Linked DNA regions of Mus musculus: region 1 is linked to region 2. A link is a loop called in an ENCODE intact Hi-C map of the cell type or tissue named here. Cell type or tissue: left cerebral cortex. All regions are shown on one strand. Region 1 has its middle 38 kb from the start of A930001A20Rik. Region 2 overlaps A930001A20Rik (RIKEN cDNA A930001A20 gene).

What was found. A loop is a pair of places that touch in the nucleus more often than their neighbours do. Peaks named below come from ENCODE experiments on the same cell type or tissue, not always from the same donor. Only the 100,000 strongest peaks of a DNase experiment are listed, where the experiment ranks them.
Region 1: it touches region 2 in a loop (7-fold over the local background); 1 of 42 quality-filtered maps calls a loop at or near these places.

What each region holds. Positions count from the first base shown.
Region 1 is chr3:14,930,263-14,935,262 of GRCm38, reverse strand. No RefSeq gene overlaps it. Among named protein-coding and RNA genes, the nearest start is that of A930001A20Rik, 38 kb to the left of the region's middle. In left cerebral cortex, no CTCF peak of the experiment used is centred here; no DNase peak of the experiment used is centred here.
Region 2 is chr3:15,001,335-15,006,334 of GRCm38, reverse strand. It overlaps A930001A20Rik (RIKEN cDNA A930001A20 gene), which reads right to left. Exons shown (of 4, transcript NR_040550.1): 4 at 3,608-4,465. Among named protein-coding and RNA genes, the nearest start is that of A930001A20Rik, 33 kb to the right of the region's middle. In left cerebral cortex, no CTCF peak of the experiment used is centred here; a DNase peak (open chromatin) is centred at 2,818.

The DNA of each region.
Region 1 (5,000 bases), 71 kb after region 2:
TTGAAGTCTCCCACTATTACTGTGTGAGGTGTAATGTGTGCTTTGAGCTTTAGTAAAGTTTCTTTAATGAATGTGTATGCCCTTGCATTTGGAACATAGATGTTCAGAATTGAGAGTTCTTCTTGGTAGATTTTTTCCTTTGATGAAAATGAAGTGTCCTTTCTTATTTTTTTGATAACTTTTAGTAGAAAATCAATTTTACTCCATATTTGAGTGGCTATACCACTTTGTTTCTTGGGATCATTTGCTTTGAAAATTGTTTTCCAGCCCTTTACTCTGAGTTAGTGTCTGTCTTTGACACTGAGGTGGATTTCCTGTGTGCAGCAAAATGCTGAGTCCTGTTTACGAATCCAGTCTATGAGTCTATACCTTCTTATTGGGGAATTGAGTCCATTAATGTTAATAGATATTAAGGAATAGTAATTGTTGCTCCCTGTTATTTTTGATGTTATTTTTATGTTTTGCTATCTTCTTTTGGATTTGTTAAAAGAAGATTACTTTGTTGCTTTTTCTAGGGTGTAGTTTCCTTCCTTGTGTTGGCGTTTTGTCTCTATTATCCTTTGTAGGGCTGAATTTGGGAAAGATATTGTGTCAATTTGGTTTTGTCATGTAATATCTTGTTTTCCTCATCTATGGTAATTGAGAGTTTTGCTGGGTGTAGTAGCCTGGGCTGCTGTTTGTGTTCTCTTAGTGTCTGTATAACATCTGTCCAGGATCTTCTAGCTTTCATAGTCTCTGTTGAAAAGTTTGGCGTAATTCTGATAGGCCTGCCTTTATATGTCACTTGACCTTCTTCTCTTCCTGCTTTTAATATTCTTTCTTTGTTTTGAGCATTTGGTGTTTTGATTATTATGTGACTGGAGAAATTTCTTTTCTGGTCCAATCTTTTTGAGTTCTGTAGCCTTCTTGTATATTCTTTAGGCTTCTTGTTTGTTCATGGTCATCTCTGTCTTTAGGTTAGGAAAGTTTTCTTCTATAATTTTGTTGAAGATATTTACTGGCCCCTTAAGTTAGAAATCTTCACTCTCTTCTATACCTAGTATCCTTAGGTCTGGTCTTCTCGTGTCCTGGATTTCCTGGATGTTTTAGATTATGTGATTTTTGCATTTTGCATCTTCTTTGACTGTTTTGTCAATGTTTTCTATGGTATCTTCTGTATCTGAGATTCTCTCTTCTATCTCTTGTATTCTGTAGGTGATGCTTGTATTAATGACCTCTGATCTCTTTCCTGGGCTTTTTACCTCCACAATTGTCTCTCTTTGTGATTTCTTTATTGTTTCTATTTCCATTTTTAGATCCTGGGTGGTTTTGTTCAATTCCTTCACCTGTTTGTTTGTGTTTTCCTGTAATTCTTTAAGGTATTTTTGTGTTTCCTCTTTAAGGGCTTTACCTGTTTACTTGTGTTCTCCTGTACTTCTTTAAGGGAGTTATGTCCTTCTTAAAGCCCTCTAATATCACCAGGAGTTGTAATTTTAAATCAGTCTAGCTTTTCCGGTGTTTTGATGTATCCAGGTCTTGCTGTGGTGGGAGAACTGGGTTCTGATAATGCCGAGTAGCCTTGATTTCTGTTACTTATGTTCTTGCCCTTGCCTCTTGCCATCTGGTTATCTCTGGTGTTAGTTGGTCTTGCTGTCTGTGACTGTGGCTTGTCCCTCCTGCAAGCCTATGTGTCAACACTCCTGGGAGATCAGTTATCTCTGGTAGAAATTTGGGTTCGAAGAGCTGTGGCACAGGGTCAGCTCCAGATTATAGACAGAAACTGTATCCTGTCCCCAGCTGTTCCTTGGTTCGTGTTTCCTGATGACTCTGGGCTGGTCCCTCTTGGGCCAGGAATTTGAGCAGAAGTAGTGGTCTTACCTGTGATCACAGTTGTATTAGCTTTCCTGGAGAACAACTCTCTCCCAGTGGAATTTGGGTATTGAGAGCTGTGGCATAGGGTCTGAAATTTTTCTTTTGTAATCTTTTTTTTTTCCTCCCATAAGACAAGGTTTCTGTGTAGTCTGGCCTGTCCTGGAACTCACTCTAGACCAGGTTGGCCTCAAACTTATGGATATCCACCTACCTCTCTCTCCTGGGGGCTGGTATTAAAGGTGTATGGCACCACTGCCTGAAGATATAGGAATTTTAAAACGTTCCTTAGTGTTTATGGAGAAACTGGGCAAATATATAATTTAGATTCTTTCAATATTTATCTAAGAGCCATGTATGCCAGCCTCTGTGACAAAGTACTTTCTTTGATGTCTCTTTTGGTATTTATGACAATGTAGAAGAAAGGTATTACTAGCTCAACTTCCTTGTAAGTGGTACAAGACAGGTTTCTTACTGTTGTTGCCTGGATCTGGAATGTTCTCTAAAGTTCCCCAGGTCAAACCAGCAGTTGCTTACCTATGGCAGAAACTTTAAGCGGTGGGGTTTAATTGAAGGACCCAAGTCTTTCTGTGTATGTCCTCAGAAAGAATTGTTGATACCTACTCTGTTCTTTCCTTCTTTTCTTTTTCTTTTTCCATCCAGAACATGATATTATCAGCTTTTCTGCAAGAGCACATTACCTATCACCTTGCAATGCCCCACCACAAAACAAAAGCAAAAGGAAGTAGAACACAGACAGAAGCCTCCAAGACTAAGTTTGAAGAAGCCCTTGTCTTTATCAAAGGACTATTTCAGGTATCTTTGACCGAGGTAAAAAGTAATACTTAATGTAGGCAGAATGGTAAATGCCCCAGAACATCATAACAGACTGCAAACTTTCCATGAGTACATGCTAGCTGACAGTGTGCTTTTTCTTAACGATGTGTGTGTGTGTGTGTGTGTGTGTGTGTGTACATGTGTGTGTGTGTGTGCCTGATAGTGTATGTGTGCCATGTATTTGAAGATGTTCTAAGACTGCACCATATCCCCAAGCAACTGGAGTCACATTCAGTTGTGAGCTGTCTGGTATGTACTAGAAACCAAACCCTGCATCCCCTGCAAAAGCACTGGATACACTTAGTCACTGAGCAACCTTTCCCCAGTGTACTGGCATTTAAGACAGAAGCTGCCTCTTCCCAGAATTCCCAAAACAAGTAAACTGCAGGCCAGGCAGCCATTCTGGCTAATTTGTGTTTACTTTCATATGTCTGAACAAGTCATTAAGATGTCAAATATTTTCAATTCTTTATACATACTAAAGGCTGTCTTTTCCATGTGATATCATATGGTTATTCTGCAATATTTTTCTCCATTCTTTCATTAATATATCAAAATGAAATGTTTTAAAGTAATATTTAACAATTTCTGATTGAACTAGAAAAAGCATTCCTGTGCTTTAATATTGAAGCTTGAAGTATGCAAATGGAACCCTTTTTCATAATCAACCTATATATTTTGCAATCTTTCCTCCAAGTTCCTAGTGGCATTCTTAATAAATTTTCAAAAGAAAAATAAGTAATTGATAAATAATTCCTATATTAAATAATATAGCAATTTAAATAAATAATTCTTTAATGAAATGTTCCTCTGGATTGAGTTCAATTTTGCTAAAATATTTATATTTATCTTTAGAGAAGTAACCAAATCAAAACAAAATTATTATAATGAGCCTTTACTCAGTGTACCCAATGGCCTTATCAAAGGGTTGGTATGTTCTATCTGTCCTCCATTGAACAGTATGGAAAAGCATAAATAAAAATAAAGACCTCCTAGTCGTACATCAATGGAAGGAGAGGCCCTTTGTCTTATGAGGGCTCTATGCCCCAGTGTGGGGGAATGCCAGTGCCAGGAAGCAGAGTGGGTGGATTGGTGAGCAGGGGATAGGGAGAAGGTGTTTTTTGGAGGGGAAACCAGGAAAGGGGATAACATTTGAATGTAAGTAAAGAAAATATCCAATTAAAAAAAAATGAAGACCCCCTTTAAAGGTCATATGGAAATCTACTACTGTAAAAACATCTCTCTCTCTTTCTCTCTCTTCCTCTCTCTTCCCCCCTCTCTCTCTTTCTCTTTGTGTGTATGTGTGTGTCTGTGTGTTTGTGTGTGTTTACATAAGATGAGTTAAAATGTATATACCTTATAACATGATAAAAATGATTCTGTTATACACTAGAGGCTAATAAAAAATTCAGTGCCAAGAATGATTTTCTTCTTTTGAGATTGTTGGCTAGTGAGATACCATAGATCCTCAAATACTACAGATTATTGACATTGCCTTTGGTTGTTCCTCATAGCTTGACGATAAGACCTTTTGCAAAAATGACACATAATTGAGTGTCTTAGAAAATGGAGTTACTGAACACGATACTGACTGGAACTGACTTAGAAACGTCATCCCTACTTGGCTAGATTTTATAGTGCCAAAGGTTCAATGCAGGCTCCCAAAGGAGAAAAGCAGTCATACCCAGCCATAAACTCTGGCAAAACATAGTCAGTAGTGCATGAACATTATGGGAGTAACCAACCATTACCTGATCAAATTTAAGTCCTGCTCAACAAGATAAAATTCATACCTGTCATTATTATTGTATCAAGAACCTGTACTATCCATACCATAGGTACTACAGAAAAAAAACAAAACAAAACAAAACAAAAAAACCCTAGAGAGATGTCATTATAACCAGTAGACTCTCAATAATACAAAAACTGAGTGCAGAAAATAAGAAACTGAAGAATGTCCAACTTTAAATGGAACATTTATATGATACCCCCTACCCACAAGGCTCAAACATAATTTCATAGAAGATTCAGAAAGAATCTAAGAGCAGAGTAGACAACTATAAGGAACAATATTCATTGATAAAGCAGGGTAGATGCACATATGAACTCAGTGGAGACCACAGCATGAATGAAACTTGTGCAAGCCCAACCTGGACTAAATCTCAAAATAAAGAATAGAGTTATACATTTCAACCCAATGATAGTCATGCAGCTTTTGTCAGTTATTAGCTGATAAGAAAAAGAAAGTTTGCTTTGAGAGTGTGGATTCTGGTAAGGTGACCATACTTTCAGTAAAGACCATACATCCAAGAATA
Region 2 (5,000 bases):
CTCTCTCTCTCTCTCTCTCTCTCTCTCTCTCTCTCTCTCTCTCTCTCTCTCTCTCTCACACACACACACACACACACACACACACACACACAAGGACACAAAAGCACACACACATACATGCACCTGTACATGCACACACAGAAAATAAATAAAACGTAACAAAGCATAAATATTTGCTTATAAAATAATAACCTTTTATATTAAATAAATTAAAGTGAAAATGTTGAATCAAAGAGTCTGCACATGAATAATTTTGTTCTGCATTCTAAATTTTCTCTTCATACAGAATATTCTGATTTATACTCCCAACAGTTATAGCAGGAAGAGCTACACTTAGATGAAAAGATATTTTCATTCCATCTCAGTTCAAAGGATCTGAAATTGCAGGCTTTATTCTTACCCATAATGACGATGGAAAAAAACATGAGATGACAAATTACCTCCATATATCTTTCTGTCATAAGCAAAACCTAGACTTAGACTATGTGAGGCAATCTTCTGAAGAAGATGGCGAAGATGCATAAATCTTCCTGAGCTTGATGCACGCCTGGCCCTAGCACTTGCCAGTGAAATACATCACCAACCCCCACACACTGTCCATCTGACCAGCTGTAAGGGCAACAGAAAAGATTTTGTCGGTGGCAGAGATCAACATGCAAGCACACATTGAACCATGCACTTAAGAGACATCCACTGTGTGCCTGCTATGTAGCTACTGATATATATCTTCAGGCATCTTACAGTGAGACTATAATATCTGGAGACCAGAGCTAGAGACAGTTCAAATCACAGCCCTGCTTGGTTTAGGAAAAAAAAAAAAATGAGATTAGAAAAAAAGTCTCCAAAGCTCACAAAAACCAAGTGATCCTGGCAAATGGAGACTGTCTCCTCTTACATTACAGTCATTAGGAATGCAGGCTTTTACTAGAGGTTGCTCGTGTGCATCTCCATGCTATGGTTTCTTCATCAGGGAAATGCAGTTAATTGAAGCAACTCACAAGTTAAGGTCAAAACCCAGTAACACCACTTTGCACATAAACTAGTCAGGATTTTTTATTTATTTACTTACTTTTGTTTTTTTGGAGACAGGGTTTCTCTGTGTAGCCCTGGCTGTCCTGGAACTCACTCTGTAGACCAGGCTGGCCTCGAACTCAGAAATTCACCTGCCTCTGCCTACTAAGTGCTGGGATTAAAGGCATATGCCACCACTGCCTGGCATGAACATTTTTTAATGTAGTTTTCATATTAAACCATTAGTATAGTATGATTATATTTAACATTAAAACACTGTATAATTTCATATTTTAATAATATTGTTAGGATAATTAATATCAAAACACTCCTATCAATATCATTTTGTATTATTCCTAACTCCTTATCAGTTGTACTAATTATACTTTGATGCATAAAAATTTTCTACCAAACTAACTAGTTTAAAACAGTATTTATTATCTCATCTTCTACAAGTCAGATGTCTGGTACAGTTTATCCCAAGGTACTGTATCAAAGTGCCTGACAAGAGCTGAAACTGGTCTTTGCAGCAACACCATACCACTGTTACTTTGTTTGTATTTGTTACAAATAAATTTCAAATTCTTAGGTTTGAATGTACAAGGCATCTAAGAAGAGAGAACCAAATGGGACCACTGCAACGGTTTTGCTGTAGATTCTTGCAGTTTGTATAAAAAGGTAAAGGAGATATTTATTTAATTTTAAATTAGATCACACAGGTTAAAGATTATATTATAGCTTGAAAACAAGTATCTCACTTATGTGGTTTTATTTACACTAAGAGAATAAGGTTGAGCATAGCAGTAAACTAAAGCAAGTTTGAAAATATCAAGATGTATAAAGAATATAGGGGAGGTGTCTACTTAGCTATACATAGCAATTGTAGTAATATTGTAGCACTATTTAAATTGTATAAACAATTCTGTTCTGAGAATTCAATGATTTGGTTGACTGCCAGCTTGATGGGGTAGACAACCCATTGGAAATAAACAAAAGCATTTTCTAAAAAAAAAAAACCCAAAATGCTTTTGCTTGGGGAGCACAAATAGCAATGTAACTAGCCACCTTGAGCTCACTATAGTGTGTTCTTTTCACCTTTGTAAAATCATTGTTAAGGACAATGGGCACAGTAAGTACTGTGGGATTGAATACATTTGGGCTTAGTGATCCAATGCCGGAAAGCACACCAGGAACAGAAATCCTCACATAAGAGTCAACCCATTAATTACATTTTGTTTACTAAGCTAAAAAATAGATCGTAGACATGTTTCAACAAGGAACAACTAAAAGAGCATTTTGCTCCGACCTCATTTTGTAAAATCCAATTATCTGGGACAATGCTTTGTTTGAATAGTCTCACTTTATTGAGATAAAGGCTCCTTGAAAAAAAGAAAACCCTACTTTATGGAAACCAGATAACTCAAGCGAAGCATACAAATGAATGCCAGACATATTAAAGGTACTGGAAATAAGAATGCAGACAGAAAGAACTGCTTCATCTGGTGTGGTCATGCATATGCATTGTGACTTTTAACTTCCTGTTTTGCTTTGATTTATATTCATCCTCCTCATCTCTAAAAGTTCAGCATCTCTGTGACAGGTGCAATGTCAAAGCGCACGAACAGACCTTAGTTGAGCTCCAAATGTATCTTACAAGTGGAGTCAGAGCAAACGATGTTCCCCAGAGTGCCACAGAAGGGAAAGGAAAGTGACTTAGGGAACACAGGCAGTCTCTAGTCAAAGGTAAGTGAGTGAGTGGGTGGGCATCTCTGCACCTGCATCTGACAGGGCAGAGGAAGGAGCAAGGGACACATCTGCCATGAGAGCAGGACTCTGTTCCCAAAAGGATTGTTTCACAGTTTAAGTTTTATGACTCAGCCAAGCCCTGGTCTCCGAGAAACTTAGTCTGCATGTTAGTAATTCATAAGAAGTCCCAGGCTTGGAGGGATAGAGGGCTGGAAATATGATTCTAAAGGAAAAAGTCAGATCTCAGTCACTCAGAATGGGACGTTGCTGACACAGGAGCTGTAACTGAAATTACTTCAGACTCAGCAGCTAGAATACAGTAATCCAGATGAGGCAGCACGGCCTGGCATGGGAAGGAAAGTCAGCTAGAAAGGGAAGTCTGACCTTGAGGAATGACTACTGGTACACAGAGCTATGTGCAGGACCTCCCAACATGTCCTTATGGAGTGTCACCATCCTCACAGCAGAAATTAGTTCCAGACCTGGAGGCATTCCACTCATCCTGTTTACTAAATACCTTGTTATTAACTCCAGGAGAAGATAAATAGGATAAAAGCATTGCAATTCTCTTTCCTACAATTTGCTTTGTACATTTTAGTGGGCAAGGACCGGAGTCCACATAGAGAATCCACTGATTCAGGAAATGAAAGATTTGGGGTGGAATTCATTTGATAGATTACATTTAGCTAATTGTACATGCTCTACCCACACAGACTCTGTAATATTATCTATTATAAGTAAAGTGCCCTTCTCCCACAATACAGTGATTACAGAGTTCTGGAAATAAGTTAAGAGGGAAGAAAGGAAAGGAAAGAGGAAACTGAACTTCACAGAAATCACAAATACAATTGCAAGCATGCAAACTTATAATGAAGTTTTTATTTTTTATTTAATTTATTTGTTGTATGTAAATTGATGTTTTGCCTGTTTACTTGTCTGTCCGCCATATGTATGCAATACCTACAGAGACCAGAGATGGCTTCTCAGATGCCTACTTGGCTGTGAGGTGCTATGTAATTGTAGAAAATTTCATGCTGATGCCCTGGAGGAACAGCAAGTGCGCGTAACCATTGAGTCACTTCTGCAGTCCATTATGAATTATTTACAGTTTAAATTTATAAGGTAACACTGCTATATCTGAATGTGAACATTACTAGACCGCATCGCTGAGTTAGGTGGAATTAATGCATGAGTACATGCCCATGTTTAGTTTAATGTTCAAGAACAGAAGATCAAAGCAAAGGCAAAGATAAAGGACATGTTGGATGTTTTTATTTACTTAAAAATAAAGGAAACATAGAATGATAATGAAAGAGACTCAGGGTGAATGCATCATGGAGCCAAGAAAAAGTGTGGCCCTCATGCAAGCAGGATCTGCTTCAGCCAGTAAAGAGGCAGAGTGAGCCAGGCTCTTGTGCAGCCTGTGTTCAGCTCCTACACGATATGGTGTGAGTAACTAAAGTGCATGAGATCACTAGATGCATGTAGAACAATGATGATCTAATGATGGCCCCACAGTGCTATATAACTCCATGACTGAGAAGAGCTACTGGGTACTAATCCATGGTGAGTCAAGTTTTAGTATGGATCCTCACATCGAAAGGAAGGTTTGTTTTGTACTTAGATTTACAAGCAATTTTTTTGTTGTTGTTGAAATCATTTCCAATTTTCTTCATGTCCAGGATTTCGTTCCATGTTTTTCAAAGTCCTGAAAAGAAATAAAATGTTGTCAATTTTCTATAGCAATGTCTTCCATATTTGTAAGTTTCTTTGAACAGAGCCGTATATATTGTTATTCTCTCACTTCTGTTCCCATGATGCCAGTCACTCAGTACAGAGGAAGTCTTGAAAACTAGTAACTGAATTTTAGTTGAAGGAACTAGTCATTCTATTTTCATGGTGAAATGGTCAGATATGGAAGCAGGACATTATGGCATGACAGAGATATGAGGACATTTTTTCTTCTAGGCATGATCCTGGTAGAAACTAATTAAGTTGCTCTCCTAAGCTAAAGAGACCCAGTGCTGCCAGAATGACCAGGCTGTTGAGATGAACAAGCTGGCCACAGATTTTAGTTGAATATCCGGGATGGCTAACACTTGGTAATTTTCCATTGGACATGGACACAGTCTTAGATTTTCTTATTTCAGAGCATCCTGGCCTTGTGCTAGAAGGGCTAAGGGCAACCAACACTGTTAAGTAATTTTTGAAGCACAGCTCAGAATTGTCTTATGATAGAGCTG